Linked DNA regions of Mus musculus: regions 1 and 3 are each linked to region 2. The links are chromatin contacts, found by Hi-C or POLR2A ChIA-PET in ENCODE. All regions are on one chromosome and are shown on one strand. The core of a region is the stretch at or near the end of the contact, and the rest is flanking DNA. Distances in the headings are between cores, read along the strand shown. Region 1 holds the start of Txndc5 (thioredoxin domain containing 5). Region 2 holds the start of Snrnp48 (small nuclear ribonucleoprotein 48 (U11/U12)). Region 3 holds the start of Eef1e1 (eukaryotic translation elongation factor 1 epsilon 1).

Region 1 (4,295 bases), core at 1,447-3,946, 320 kb before region 2:
GTAGTGAAAGGTTTGTGGTGCTGTCTGCGTTGGAAGTGTGTACAGCTATGGGGATGAATGAGGTCTGAGAGAGAGAGAGAGAGAGGGAGAGAGAGAGAGAGAGAGAGAGAGAGAGAGAGAGAGAGAGGATGAAGGTGAGTTGGAGGCAAAGCTCTGAGCCTTTAATAGAGAAGCCAAAAGGATGGCAGACTCAGGTGGAGTTCCTGTCATTGTATCAATGCCGCAGAGAAACAGTCAATAGAGTATTCCTGGTCAGAGTCACATTGACAGAAACAGTAACCATACCAGTAACAGAGAGCCTCCACAACAATTGGCCACTGCAGTTAATACCTGAGACACAAAGAAGAAAAGTATTTGACTGTCAGGCTTGGAGGTTCTGGGCAGTGTTCATAGCCACCTCAGTGCTTTAGACAGCTCCCCAGGGTGGGAATACAGCTCCTCACCTTAGGAGGCAGGGAATGAGTGGTAGGGCTCCTGAGATCGCCTCTGAAGACACACCTTCAATGATCTTAAAACCTCCCACCCTGCATCTAAAAATTCTACCCCCTTCCACTAGCACCACTCTGGAGATAGGTCTCCAACACATGGACCCACAGAGGTTTACATTCAAGACCCAAACCCTAGCACCTTTATCCAGATATTAGAAACAGTAAACATTCTAGATTCCCTTGTATAAAGGGGTTCCTGATGGAAATGTCAAAATCACCAAAGTCACCAGGAATGATGACAGGAAAGGGTTGTTGGGAATTCTGTCATCTGGAAGGCACCACAGTCTTCAGTGAAATAGGAGAGTGTCCTGGGAGGATGGCAAAAACTGCAAGGGCAGATGATGGTGGGATGCTCAGTAGATCCAATATGTCGGGAGCTGAAGGTCTGTGGATAGAAGGGAACACATTGGTAAAGGGTGCTATCTGCCTTTCGTCTCAACTGCACGAGACGCAAGAGTGAAACATCAACCAACAGCCAGCGTTCGAGAGGGCTCCAAGAGCTATGGTCTGTGCTAGTGGTTCTCAACCTTCCTCATGCTGTGACGCTCTAATGCAGGGCCTCATGTTGTGGTGACCCCAACCATAAAACTATTCATTGCTACTTCAAATCTAGGATTTTGCTACTGTTACAAGTCATAATGTTAATAGCTGATATTTGACCCCCAAAGGGATCTGGAACCACACAGCTTTGGGCAGGTGAAAAAGGAGTTGATATTATAAACATAGTACCTTCTGTTGCGATGTCTTAGCAATGAAGTGAGAGAAGTATTGAGGAGCATAAAGCTTTGACCTTGACAGTACAGATGACATGGCAAGAGTTCTTGGATTTCTGGTCACCAGCAAGCCTCACAGGACACGAGGCATGGCAGAGCACATCACAGGAGGCCTTCAAGGACAGCATCAGGGATTTCTATTTTAGTCTGTATGCCAAGGCTACTGGGCAGAGTTGGTGTGCTGGTTCAAGTTGGAGCAACAAATTGCCATAGTCAAAATCACGTGGGCAAAGGATGCTCATAGAACTTCTCCTGCGATGGGCAAGTTTAGGTCTGTTCAGGTTAGGAAAGCCGGAAGAAGCGTTTGGCTGAACTGTGCTTACTCAGAATGTGAGGGCACAAAGGGAGAGAGGGGGCAAGCAAGAGATGCTGCAGTTTGGTGTTTGGAAAACCATGGTTAAACATTTACAGGTGGACGAACCTAACATGAGAATAGTTACAGATGATGTGAGTTTCCCTGCCCCTCCCTTTACCACCACCCCCAACTGTTGCTAACCCAGGCTTTTGGTTTAGGGAGGCTGAGGCTAATAAAGATCAGGTGATTTTCAGAAGTGTTGCTCAGAAGTCCAATACAAGATGGCCATGTACTCTTCTTACTATGCCCGTTGCTTTTTCCCAATAAAAGATCACCATATATATGTCTTATGATGCCAGCTTCCTTTTCATCGGTACAGAGCATAGCTCTAGGACCTCTCTCAAGTGTCTAGTGGTTGTTTCGTTCTCCCTAACTTAGCTCCAGGTTTTCAAGGCAGGGCAGGGAGCTTAGATTGCCACCCGACTTAAAGTTCAAGAGTTGGCGTGGGTCCATGCGCCCCAGCCCAGGCGTTAGCTCTCACCCAGAACAGCTGTTGCCATTCATTTTCCTATCCAGGGTGAGTTAGGGCACACAGGGCACTAGCCAGGGCCTGAAGGAAGGGCCACTTTGACTGCCTTTCCTTTTCAAAGTGAAGGCAGGGCAGGATAACAGAGGAGGTGCTCTTGGGAAGTGGTTTCATCACACCCCCTGAGGCCAGGCCCTCAAATCACAGTTGAGCTTTGGCTAAGAATCTGACTTATGCAAGAGCAAACCCCACACACGTTTGCCTGATTTCCTCCTTTCTGCTGACAGCAGCTCAGCTTGGTCCTAAACTCTCGGGTCTCTTGGTGTCTGATTAGTTATCAACAGAAGCTGCCACTGTTCCATAGCTTGGCAGCTTGGCCTCTTCGTCCCTAGCAGGGAAAGGCTGATGAGGAGCTTGGGAAGGAGAATGAGCTCAGCGGGATGGAAGGGAACCGGACTGAGATAGCGCTGGAGGTGCTGCACAAGGACCCCAGGACCTAAGCGACCTCTTCCTGGTGGCTTTCAGCAGAAGACAGCAAGTTGCTAGGTGAGCCGGCGGGACAGGGGGCGTGGCTCTGCGAGCGGGGGCGTGATTGAGGCGTGGCTCTGCGGTCGTGGGAGGAGCCGGGGCGGGAGCGGCGCCGCGGAGGGGACCCGCGGCACGAGCGAGAGCTCGCCAGCCCCGCCACGATGCCCCCGCGCCCAGGACGCCTCCTCCAGCCGCTGGCCGGGCTGCCGGCCCTGGCCACGCTCCTGCTGCTGCTCGGGGCGCGCAAAGGCGCCCGGGCCCAGGAGGTGGAAGCGGACAGCGGGGTCGAGCAGGACCCGCACGCCAAGCACCTGTATACGGCCGACATGTTCACGCACGGGATCCAGAGCGCCGCGCACTTCGTCATGTTCTTCGCGCCCTGGTAACTGCAGCTCCAGCAGGCCGGCGGAGCCCGATCTGGGACCGGGGACCAGGGACCTGGAGCCGGGGACCGGGGAGAGGGCGCGAGGCCGCGCAGGCTGCGCCGGGGGCGTGGGCCGCGCTCGGGCCTCGCCGCTGACGTGGCGCTAGCCGCCGGCCTGCGAGCTAGGAAGGGCGGGCCCCGAGGGGAGACCCGGAAAAGCCTCTCCACCCCGCCACACTGCTGGAGTCCAGGCATCCCCCGCTTCTGTCCCCTGCCCAGCTCCCCAAACTTCCTGTGCTGGCCGGACGCGGCGGGAGCCCGGCGTCCACGTGCCCTATCCTGAAGGGTTCTTCCTGCTGGCCCATCAATATTGGGTTGGATTGGAAATCTAAGGCCCCCTCAAGATGTGATTGCCCACTTTGTGTGTCGAGGGTAGGAAAAGATAGCCTAGGTCGGGAACTGAGACTTCCCCGGCCCCTGGAGTCCAGCGAGGTGCCAGTTTTGGAGTCTCCGCTGCACGCTGGAGTGGATGTGAGCTGTATTCTCAAGGCCTTTAACTCTTTCACCTCCTGTTCTCATTTGGGGCCCGGTCATTTGGAAAGTGTGAGGTCGAACTGTTCTTCCTAAAAGTCATAACTTCAGGCTTCCATTCTTCGGTTGGGGCTTCCTGGTGCACCTCACTACCCCAAGAATTAGTCTAGACATAGCAGTGCTTTGCTACTGGGGCCTAGATGCTCAGAGAAAGAAGTTCTCCGGTCCACAGCAGAAAGCGGTATTTAGAGCACAGGCTCTTGAGATGTGGGATGTTCTGGCTGTGTTTATTGCTGAGCAAAGTACTCTTCCTCTAGCTCAGTAGGGACTCATTAAGGACAGGGGGTTAAGCAGTTAAGAAAAATGTGCCTGTGGAATCCAATGTAGTCAGTGATTGTATTTTTCTAAAGTGGGAGAAACTTTGCCCATAACCCTAGAGCGGGCTATTACTGCATTTCAATTCGTTTAGTGTTAAATTAACTTTGTGGGGGAGGGGATCATTTTGGCTCACAGCCATTATCAGTTAAGAATGCAGGAATGGGATACACTGTTTTACATTCCCAAGAACAGCCACTTGAGTCTGTAGAACTACCATTGAAAGAAAAAGACTGGGAGTCTGCCACAGTCAGTCGCGTTAATAGTTACTCTGTGCACAAGTCGTCTCAAAGTAGTGATTCCAGTTAAGTACACCACAGGACTTAATTGGAGTTGATTTCGGTGGAATAAATCTAAGGGTTTTTAGTTTTATGAGAAAAGTTGACATGCAGGCAGGGTTAGGTTCTCTGGAGTG
Region 2 (4,400 bases), core at 1,781-4,280:
CCTTCCTTTCTTACCTTGCTGTGGCTGGGTGTTTTAATCACAACACCACAAAAGCCTCCTAGCACTCAAACTTGCCTTCTCCCGTTTCAGTGAAAGGTGTCACCTGCTCAAGAAAAACCTGCCTCTTCCCTAACCACCCACACCCAAGCAGCCACCTAGTCCTGACATTTTAACTCCTAAGGGTCTTTGAAATCCCAGAGTTCTCTCTAGCCCCAGTGCCACTTGACCAATTCAGAACGTCACTGTTCCTTCTCTGGATTACAACAGCTATCTTACTGCTCCCCATCTCTGCTTCCAGGATGGCTGCTCTCTACTACATTCTACTACACTCTCCACCATGTAGCCATTTTGGAAACCCCAGCTCTCCCATTTACTAACTATAAGAGGTAATATAACTAACTTCTCCTTGAGCTACTTTCTTTTTCTAAAAAAAGAAGCAATGGACCCTTATCTCACAAAGATATCATGAAGATTAAATAAATATAAATATCTGGGTTTATACACAGAAACCATTTGAAGTAGGGCTTGGTACTCTGCACTAAATACATATTAGTGGGTATTTTATTAAAACACAAATTTAATTTGGATATTCCCTGACTTAAAGTCTGTCTATGCCTCCCCTGTTGCCATTGTTTTTTCATAAAAAGGCAAACAAACAGAAAACAAGATTCTCCAATGTGCCTGACAAGGGCCTTTATAAGGCTCCTTATAACCTATACAGCCCCTACCTGCTACCATTGTACTTCCCATTTAGATCATGGAGCAAAGGCGGGGCTACAAGCAATTCTCCTCCTCATGTTCTAACCATCCTTAAGCACTTGAGGCTCTCTAATCTTATCATCTAAGCCAGGACTTCTAGGTCTGCTGATGCTTTCTCTGTGCTTGACCTAACTAATTCTACTCAGTTGTTGTTGTTGTTGTTGTTGTTATTTTGGTCAGGGCTGGGGAGATGTCTCAGTAAAAGAAGCAAAAGGACTGGAGTTCAAATCCTTAGAACCCATGCAAAAAATGGGTATGGTTAATATGCACCTGCAATTTCATTGTTCCCACAGAGATAGAAGATAGAAGGGAAAATAGCCAGAAGCTCACAGGCCAGCTAGAATGATGATGGCAATATCAAGACAACAAGAGACCCGAAACAAGGTAAAAGTTGAGGACCCATTACCCAGGCCATACCCCCACACATATCCATAAGTTTGTTTTTTTTTTTTAAGATTTGTTTATTCATTATATGTAAGTACATTGTAGCTGTCTTCAGACACTCCAGAAGAGGGCGTCAGATCTTGTTACGGATGGTTGTGAGCCACCATGTATGTGGTTGCTGGGATTTGAACTCTGGACCTTCGGAAGAGCAGTCGGGTACTATTACCCACTGAGCCATCTCACCAGCCCCCATAAGTTTTTTAAAGGCTTATTCATTTAGGTATTTTATGTATATGAGTGTTCTTCCTGTATACCTGCACACCAGAAGAGGGCATCAAATCCCATAGGGTTTGATGAGCCATCATGTGGTTGCTGGGATTGAACTCAGGACCTCTGGAAGAGGAACCAGCACTCTTAACCGCTGAGCCATCTCTCTAGCCTAGCCCCACGCAGATTTTAAAGAATATACTTTTCTAGATGCTTTTTCTGACCCATCATAGTCTATAATAACCAGTACTACAAAAATTTCAACTCCCCCCATTACAGACTTTGCCACACAATAACAGCTGTCATTTCTTTACCCCTCCCCCCACTGTTACCATGACAAACTCTACAAGTGCACATGAAACATGGAAATTGATTAATTATCTGGACTAGTCTCAAAACTATCAATGTCATTTACCAGATTTTTTAAGCCAGTTACAACAGTGAGTATCAGATAATCATGTACTTCACGGTTTACTGGATAATCTGGGAGTTTTACAATGGACTTTCATATAGCGGTTAAGCAAAATACACCTCAGAAATCAGAAGGCCTGCAAGTCCCAGTTGCCAATCCCACTGGGATGTTTTTGTTTCTTCATTTGTAAAATGCTGCCAATTATTCTAGCCTCCTTGGGATACGAATTTTAAATGAAGTAACGCAGTGCCATTTAGAACGTGTTAAGTGTTAATATCACGATGTTGTCTAATATCTCGATAATAAATGAAGGAGTGGTGGGGCCCTCCATTCTCAATGGTCTGGAAATTTCATAAAATTATCAATTCATACCTCAAACTTTTTCAGTTGTCCCCCAAATCCATTTTTACAGCATCGTTACTAGGCTTTAAGCCATGAACTATATTGGTTAATTCACAACTCCAAATATACTTGTAAAGGTACAATGAAGGGTTTTTTTTCTTTCCAATTTCCACTTCAATTTTAAGACAATGGTGATTAGCTTGTACGTAAATTGCATATATCTTAAATATTTCCATCGACATATGACTTAAACCTTGTTACTGCATCATAGTAAATGAAGAGGGTATAAGAAATCACCGCGCAACGCAAATTCCCTCTATCCTGCACCTATTAAATAAGTCAGGATAATTCACTCTAATACACTCCTTAGGGGTCCGCTACTAGCTACCATTCCTTGGTGGCGCCCTTTAATCGTCCCACAATCGGTCCTGTCCGAGTGGGAAGCGTCCGGGTTTAAGATAGAGAAAAGTGAACACTGAATCTAACGCAATGCAGAATCCTTATATCATGACGAAGCAAATCGCCAACCTCAGCAGCAGCGCCCCCGGGATATGCACCGGACGAGCCCTGTCCTCCCCTGCATCGCACCGGGATGGAGAGAAGTGGGCTCCCCGGGCGCCTTTCCCACGGCGAGAAGTCAGCGGCCCGGGAAAGGCCGGGCAACCTCGCCCCTCACCTCGGCCTCCGCCTCGTCCCCGGGGTCCAGCTGATCCAGGCTCCATCCCAGGGACGCCGTCACCTCCTCCAGCGTCCGGCAGCAGCTCTCCACAAACTCGCTCAGCTCCTCCTGGAGCCGACGCCGCTCTTCCAGAGGAGGAGGTTCGGTCTCCATGATGGCAGCTCACCTCAGGCAGGAAGAGGCGGAACTGCTGGGCGCGCACGAGCTTCTGGGCGCGCACGGGCTTCTGGGAGCCGTGGGCGGGGCCCCGGGATGGCGCCAGCCTATCGGGAAGAGCCGACGGGCAGGGCGGAAGCGGTAGTTTTGAAAGGTGTTTCCACGCTCTTCTGGGTTTAGTTTGCGTAGCAGGTTAGAACTTGCGTCCCAGCTTTGAGCATCATTCCGCTGCTCCTTCGATGTTTTTAGGAGAAATTATTTATATCGGCAGGAAAGTTTAAAGAACAACACAGAAAGTGTCAGTGTAGCCTTTCTCCAGCTCATTAGCGTTTTCCCTCTTACAATTACTTCTAGATTCTTTATCCCAAATGCTATTATGCACATCCTCAGAACATTTTCCTACATAATCACAATGCATGATCAAACAGAAAATTCCTGAAACGGCTCTTCAAATTCTTTTTAAAGCAATTTATTATGTTTTAACCAATTGGCTATAATTGGTTATTATTTCTTAATTTAGAACAGGACTGGTTAAGAGCATTGACTGCTCTTCCAGAGGTGTCCTGAGTTCAGTTCCCAGGAACCACAAGGTGGCTCACAACCATCTAAAATGGGATCTGATACCCTCTTCTGGTGTGTCTGAAGACAGCTACAGTGTACTCCTATACATTAGATAAATAGATAGATAGATATATCTTTAAGAAAGAAAGGAAGAGGGCTGGTGAGATGGCTCAGTGGGTAAGAGCACCCGACTGCTCTTCCGAAGGTCCGAAGTTCAAATCCCAGCAACCACATGGTGGCTCACAACCACCCGTAATGAGATCTGATGCCCTCTTCTGGTGTGTCTGAAGACAGCTACAGTGTACTTACATATAATAAATAAATAAATCTTTGAAAGAAAGGAAGGAAGGAAGAGAGAGAGCCAGGCTCTTGGCCAGCACTTGGAAGGCAGACACTTGGGAGGCAGATTTCTGAGTTCGAGGCCAGCCTGGTCTAAAGTGAGTTCCAGGACAGCCAGGGATATACAGAGAAACCCTGTTGTGTGTGTGTGTGTGAGAGAGAGAGAGAGAGAGAGAGACTGTGCTGGGGTATCTAAGAGACCAAATTCCTGTCTGAGTTACATTTGGCTTCTCCTCCTGAGAGTGGTGGTCCTGAATTCGAAATCACTAGGTGGTCATTGGCCACACTGTATTCACTGAGACTAAATGTTAGTTCAGTGACAGTTTAACAGTTTGTAAAGCATCCTGTTAACAACATAGAATACTGTAACTCTCAGGTAGTAACATGCTGTCTTGAATATTTTTCATGTAAAAAGTGCATTTTATGATATTTTGCATATATGTCTGTGTACCACATGGATGCCTGTTGCCAGAGTAGCAGTTAGCTATGCAGTCATTTTTC
Region 3 (4,215 bases), core at 728-3,227, 450 kb before region 2:
TTTTTTCCTTGCTCCTTTTCATTATAGATCTGGCTAAGTGTGACCACCAACAACTGCATGACACAGTCAATCCTGGGCTACCTTGAAATCTCTGCCAACAGTATTAATCCAAAGTCTTCAATTTAGGTTGGTTTTTTTGTTTGTTTGTTTGTTTGTTTTTTTAATTTTAGGACAAGGGCACAAGGGAGCTACTACATTCTTTGCTAAAATATCATAAGAATGGTTTCTTGGCCACTCACTAAAATTCCTCCCCTCTGAAATTTCTTGATCTGGGCCCCATAGTTCAAATCACCCTCAGCATTGTTTTCCATGCCCCTACTAGGAAGGTCCATTAAGTTTCACTTATAGCATCCAAAGACTTTTCTAGTCCAAGTCCCAAAGTCTTCCATATTCCCCCAATGTTGCGGCCGCCAGCAGCTCGCAACATGAACGGTTCGACTGAGAAGGCCACTCGAGCTGTAAGAGAGGAATCTAGACGGGGCGAAAGAAGAAACGGAGCTAAGACAAATTCATTCTGATCAAAGCTCAAATTTTATTGTTGCGACACTAGTTATAAAGGAAGGGGGAGGGGACCCAACTCCCGACGAATAATCTCTGGTCCAGTAGAAAGGTGCACCTCCGCAGGTTCTAGCAGTGGGCGTGGCAGAACGAATGAGCAGGAAGCTCCACCCCTGAACAAGCAGGTTTCAGGCTGGGGGAGGGGAGACTACACCCCAACAAACAGAATAATCAAGCCTGTCACAGCAACATCTTGGTTCCTGGTACCAGCTTCTGTCTTGGTCACTGTTCATTTGCCTATAATCACCATTTTTATTCAAACCACCACATAAGGATTCAACTTGTCTCAGTTAGAGTTTCTATTGTTGTAAAGAGACACCATGAGTTACTATTAACTTTTATAAAGAAAAACATTTAGTTAGGGCTGCCTTACGGGTTCAGAAATTTAGTCCATTATCATTACAGTGAGTCTCATGGCCCCAGGCAGGCAGACATGATGCTGAAGGAGCCAAGAGTTTTATATCTGGATCAGCAGGAGGCAAGGAAAAAAAAAAAAAAAGAATGCCACTAGGATCTGAAACCTCAAAGCCCACCCCCACTGCCACATTTTCTCTAACAAGGCCACACCTACTCCAACGAGGTCACGCCAATAGTGACACTCCCGGTGAGCATATGGAGGCTCATTTTCTTTCTTTTGGGGGGGGGGGAGAGGAGGGGTTCGAGACAGGGATTCTCTGTGTATCCCTGGCTGTCCTGGAACTCACTTTGTAGACCAGGCTGGCCTCGAACTCAGAAATCTGCCTGCCCCTGCCTCTGCCTCCCGAGTGCTGGGATTAAAGGCGTGCACCACCACGCCCGGTTGGGGGCTTATTTTCGTTCAAACAACCACAGATCTCAAGTTCCCTTGCTAGGTCACTGGCCCTTATCCTTATTTTAATTTAAGATTGTTCTATAATTTTCTTATTTGGAGAACTATTTGACGAGTTTGGGAATCAATGCTTTATATTTATAAAACAAATAATCTAAATTATTCTTCTGATCTACAATAGTTTTATAAGCATTGTAATGAATGATTCAATCTTTAAGATTCGGATACATTCAGCCAGGCAGTGGTGGTGCATGCCTTTAATCCCAGCATTTGGGAGGCAGAGGCAGGCGAATTTCTGAGTTCGAGGCTAGCCTGGTCTACAGAGTGAGTTCCAGGTTAGTCAGGGCTATACAGAGAAACCCTGTCTCAGAAAACAAAACTAAGATTCGGATACATTCTTCTGTGAAACTGTCTACACTCCGTGCTCTCCTCTGCCTACTGTGAGCAATCCACCGGACTCCGAATGTGGTTGGCCCCGCCCTTAATTACGAACCGCCCCCTGCCTTGAGCTGACTCCGCCCCTTTCGCGCAGGCGCGCTTGCCGTCCTCCCAGCCAATCGTGGGAGACATCTGTGGGGCCGGACTTCCTGCTCAATCAAGGTCCTAGCTGTGCAGGCCCCGCCTCCCTAGGAGCTGGGCCAGAAGATGGCGGCGGCCGCGGAGTTGAGGCTGCTGGAGAAGAGTCTGGGACTGAAGCCGGGGAATAAGTACAGTGCTCAGGGCGAGCGGCAGGTGAGGCGCAGCGGTAGGAAAGCAGCAGGGCGGCGGGGTGACCCGGAGCCTACGCGACCCGGCCGGGGCATCGGAATGGACTCCGCTCCCCACGTGCGTGCGGGGCGGGCCGCGTGGCTCGGTCTGGACCTCCAGGCAAATGTCACCGTCCTCCCCTCGGGGAGCAGAAAGCCAGTTCGCGGAGGCCTGGGCAGAGTCAGGGGTTCAGATCCCTGTAGGCGGCCGTTAGCCGTGCCTGGTCCTTTCATTCAGCGACCGCCTTTCCAGCGGCTGGCCGGGCGAGCGGTACAGATTCCTGGAAGCCGCCTGGCGGAGGGAACACGGAATAGGACCCTGCTCATTCTGGCGACACACCCGCTTGGATGTGCATTGTGCAGAGAATTGAGGAAGATTCCGGGTGTGGGGCAGTGGAATGCTTGGTGAGATAGAAGAATCCTGATTTCTTAGGGTGTAGAAAGTGAGTCCTTTGTAACTCATCATTTGCCGTAGAAAGATGGTACTAGAGGAAGAATGGTAGTGGGAAACCATAGAGTGTGCCTTGAACGGGATTCCAGATCTAGATGGCTTGTTCCTGTTTGGGCCCAAAGGTTTTGTTTTGTTTTGTTTTTTCCTTTAATGTCTAAATCGTAGCGGTATTGTGGGGTTCACAGTAACTTAATGTGGCACCTGGAAAGGTTAAATGACTTGCCTGCCGTAGGCTGCGAAGGCCATCCTCCCCAGAGGTGATGTGCTCTGTCCTCAGCCCAGTTTCCTTTGCACACCCTCTTTTTTGGCTTTGCCGAGACATGAGAGACAGTCTTGCTTTCAAGGCATGAGGGACAGTCACCAGCAATTAAGGGCCCAATAGGACAAGCGACAGGGGAGGAATACATTGAGGACAGTGGCACAGTGCCACAGAGGAGGTGGGATTTAAGCTTCAGTGAGAAGCTGGTGTTCAAGAGATTAGACTTGGAAGGATGTAGAAAACCAGTGAATTACTATGTAAGTTTGGGTCCAGTAAGCCACCCAAAACAGAGTAGTGCAATACAGAATAAACCCAAGTTCAGTCTTAGACCAAGTTCAGTTTGAAGTTCAGAGTTGGGTTTTAGTGCCTTGTGTAATGGAAACGTTTCACAGTGAGTCCCAGTTGAAAGTTTCTGGTTTTCTGTGAGTACAGACCAAAGACTAGAGATGAAATCACCGTGTTTCCTTAGTTGAAAACTAACCACAGTACACCAGCAGTTACGATGTGCTCAGCGAGATTCCCAATAATAATGACAAGGAACAGTCTAAGGATCCAACTGTAGGAGCAAGGTCCATTAGATTATGGTACATCAGTACATGAGGAAACTACTACTTATCCACCCGCTAGAAGTAGCTCACATCAGGACTTGGGGAGCTGAGAAAGGTGGATCACCAAGAGTTCTCGGCCAGCCTGGGCTAAGGACTCAGAACCTGCCCCCTCACCACCACCACCACCACCAACAACAACCCACCCCCAACCCTGCCAAACGTGATTGCTTTGAAGGCTACGGAATCCCAGAATTGTTATGAAAATAATGTTTCTGATAATTAAACATGCATTAAGAATTGTGCGTGTTAGATTATATATACACCTATATACAACATTTCAGTGTTATATAAATCGTTAAGAACTGCCATGTGGGTGCTGAGACTTGAACCCAGGTCCTCTGGAAGAGCAGCTAGTGCTCCTAACCTCCCAGCCATCTCTTTTCTCCCCAGATTTGGTTGGGTGGTTTGGGTTTTGTTTGGTGGTCCTAGGTTTGGTTTGGTTTTGGAGACAAGGTCTCACTAAGTAGCTCTGGCTGTCCTGGAACTCACCGTGTAGATCAGTCCTTGTCATTTTGAGTGACCTGAGTAAGTCTGATCGCATGAAGAGGTGATAAACATTGCTTACAGCTGGAAATATCTGGTTGCTGGTACAAGTGTCTCAGCCTGGCCACTCCCCTGTGGTGGTAGTTTTAGAGATGAGTAAAGAGTATTGGTATAAGAGACAAGCCAGGTGCTGAGCCACTGCTACACATAGTCTCCTCAGACCTCTACACATAGTCTCCTCAGACCTCTACACATAGTCTCCTCAGACCTCTACACATAGTCTCCTCAGACCTCTACACATA

The links. A loop is a pair of places that touch in the nucleus more often than their neighbours do. ChIA-PET counts read pairs that join two places held with the same protein, here RNA polymerase II (POLR2A).
Region 1: a map of T-helper 2 cell shows a loop between it and region 2 (2.5-fold over the local background). The contact joins the promoter of Txndc5 here to the promoter of Snrnp48 in region 2. A Hi-C loop is called at or near these places in 1 of 37 maps with a recorded cell type or tissue (T-helper 2 cell). POLR2A ChIA-PET finds 5 or more read pairs at or near these places in 1 of 5 experiments (Patski).
Region 3: a map of T-helper 2 cell shows a loop between it and region 2 (3-fold over the local background). The contact joins the promoter of Eef1e1 here to the promoter of Snrnp48 in region 2. A Hi-C loop is called at or near these places in 3 of 37 maps with a recorded cell type or tissue (T-helper 17 cell and T-helper 2 cell). POLR2A ChIA-PET finds 5 or more read pairs at or near these places in 1 of 5 experiments (embryonic stem cell).

The regions. Positions count from the first base shown.
Region 1 is chr13:38,526,885-38,531,179 of GRCm38, reverse strand. Txndc5 (thioredoxin domain containing 5) reads left to right here and starts at 2,696. Exons shown (of 10, transcript NM_145367.4): 1 at 2,696-2,992. The coding sequence starts at 2,772. Gm31834 (a long non-coding RNA gene) reads right to left here and starts at 3,277. Exons shown (of 2, transcript XR_382215.4): 1 at 1,218-3,277; 2 at 1-873.
Region 2 is chr13:38,203,569-38,207,968 of GRCm38, reverse strand. Snrnp48 (small nuclear ribonucleoprotein 48 (U11/U12)) reads right to left here and starts at 3,030. Exons shown (of 9, transcript NM_026382.2): 1 at 2,841-3,030. The coding sequence starts at 2,996.
Region 3 is chr13:38,656,790-38,661,004 of GRCm38, reverse strand. It overlaps Eef1e1 (eukaryotic translation elongation factor 1 epsilon 1), which reads left to right and starts at 1,977. Exons shown (of 4, transcript NM_025380.2): 1 at 1,977-2,098. The coding sequence starts at 2,012.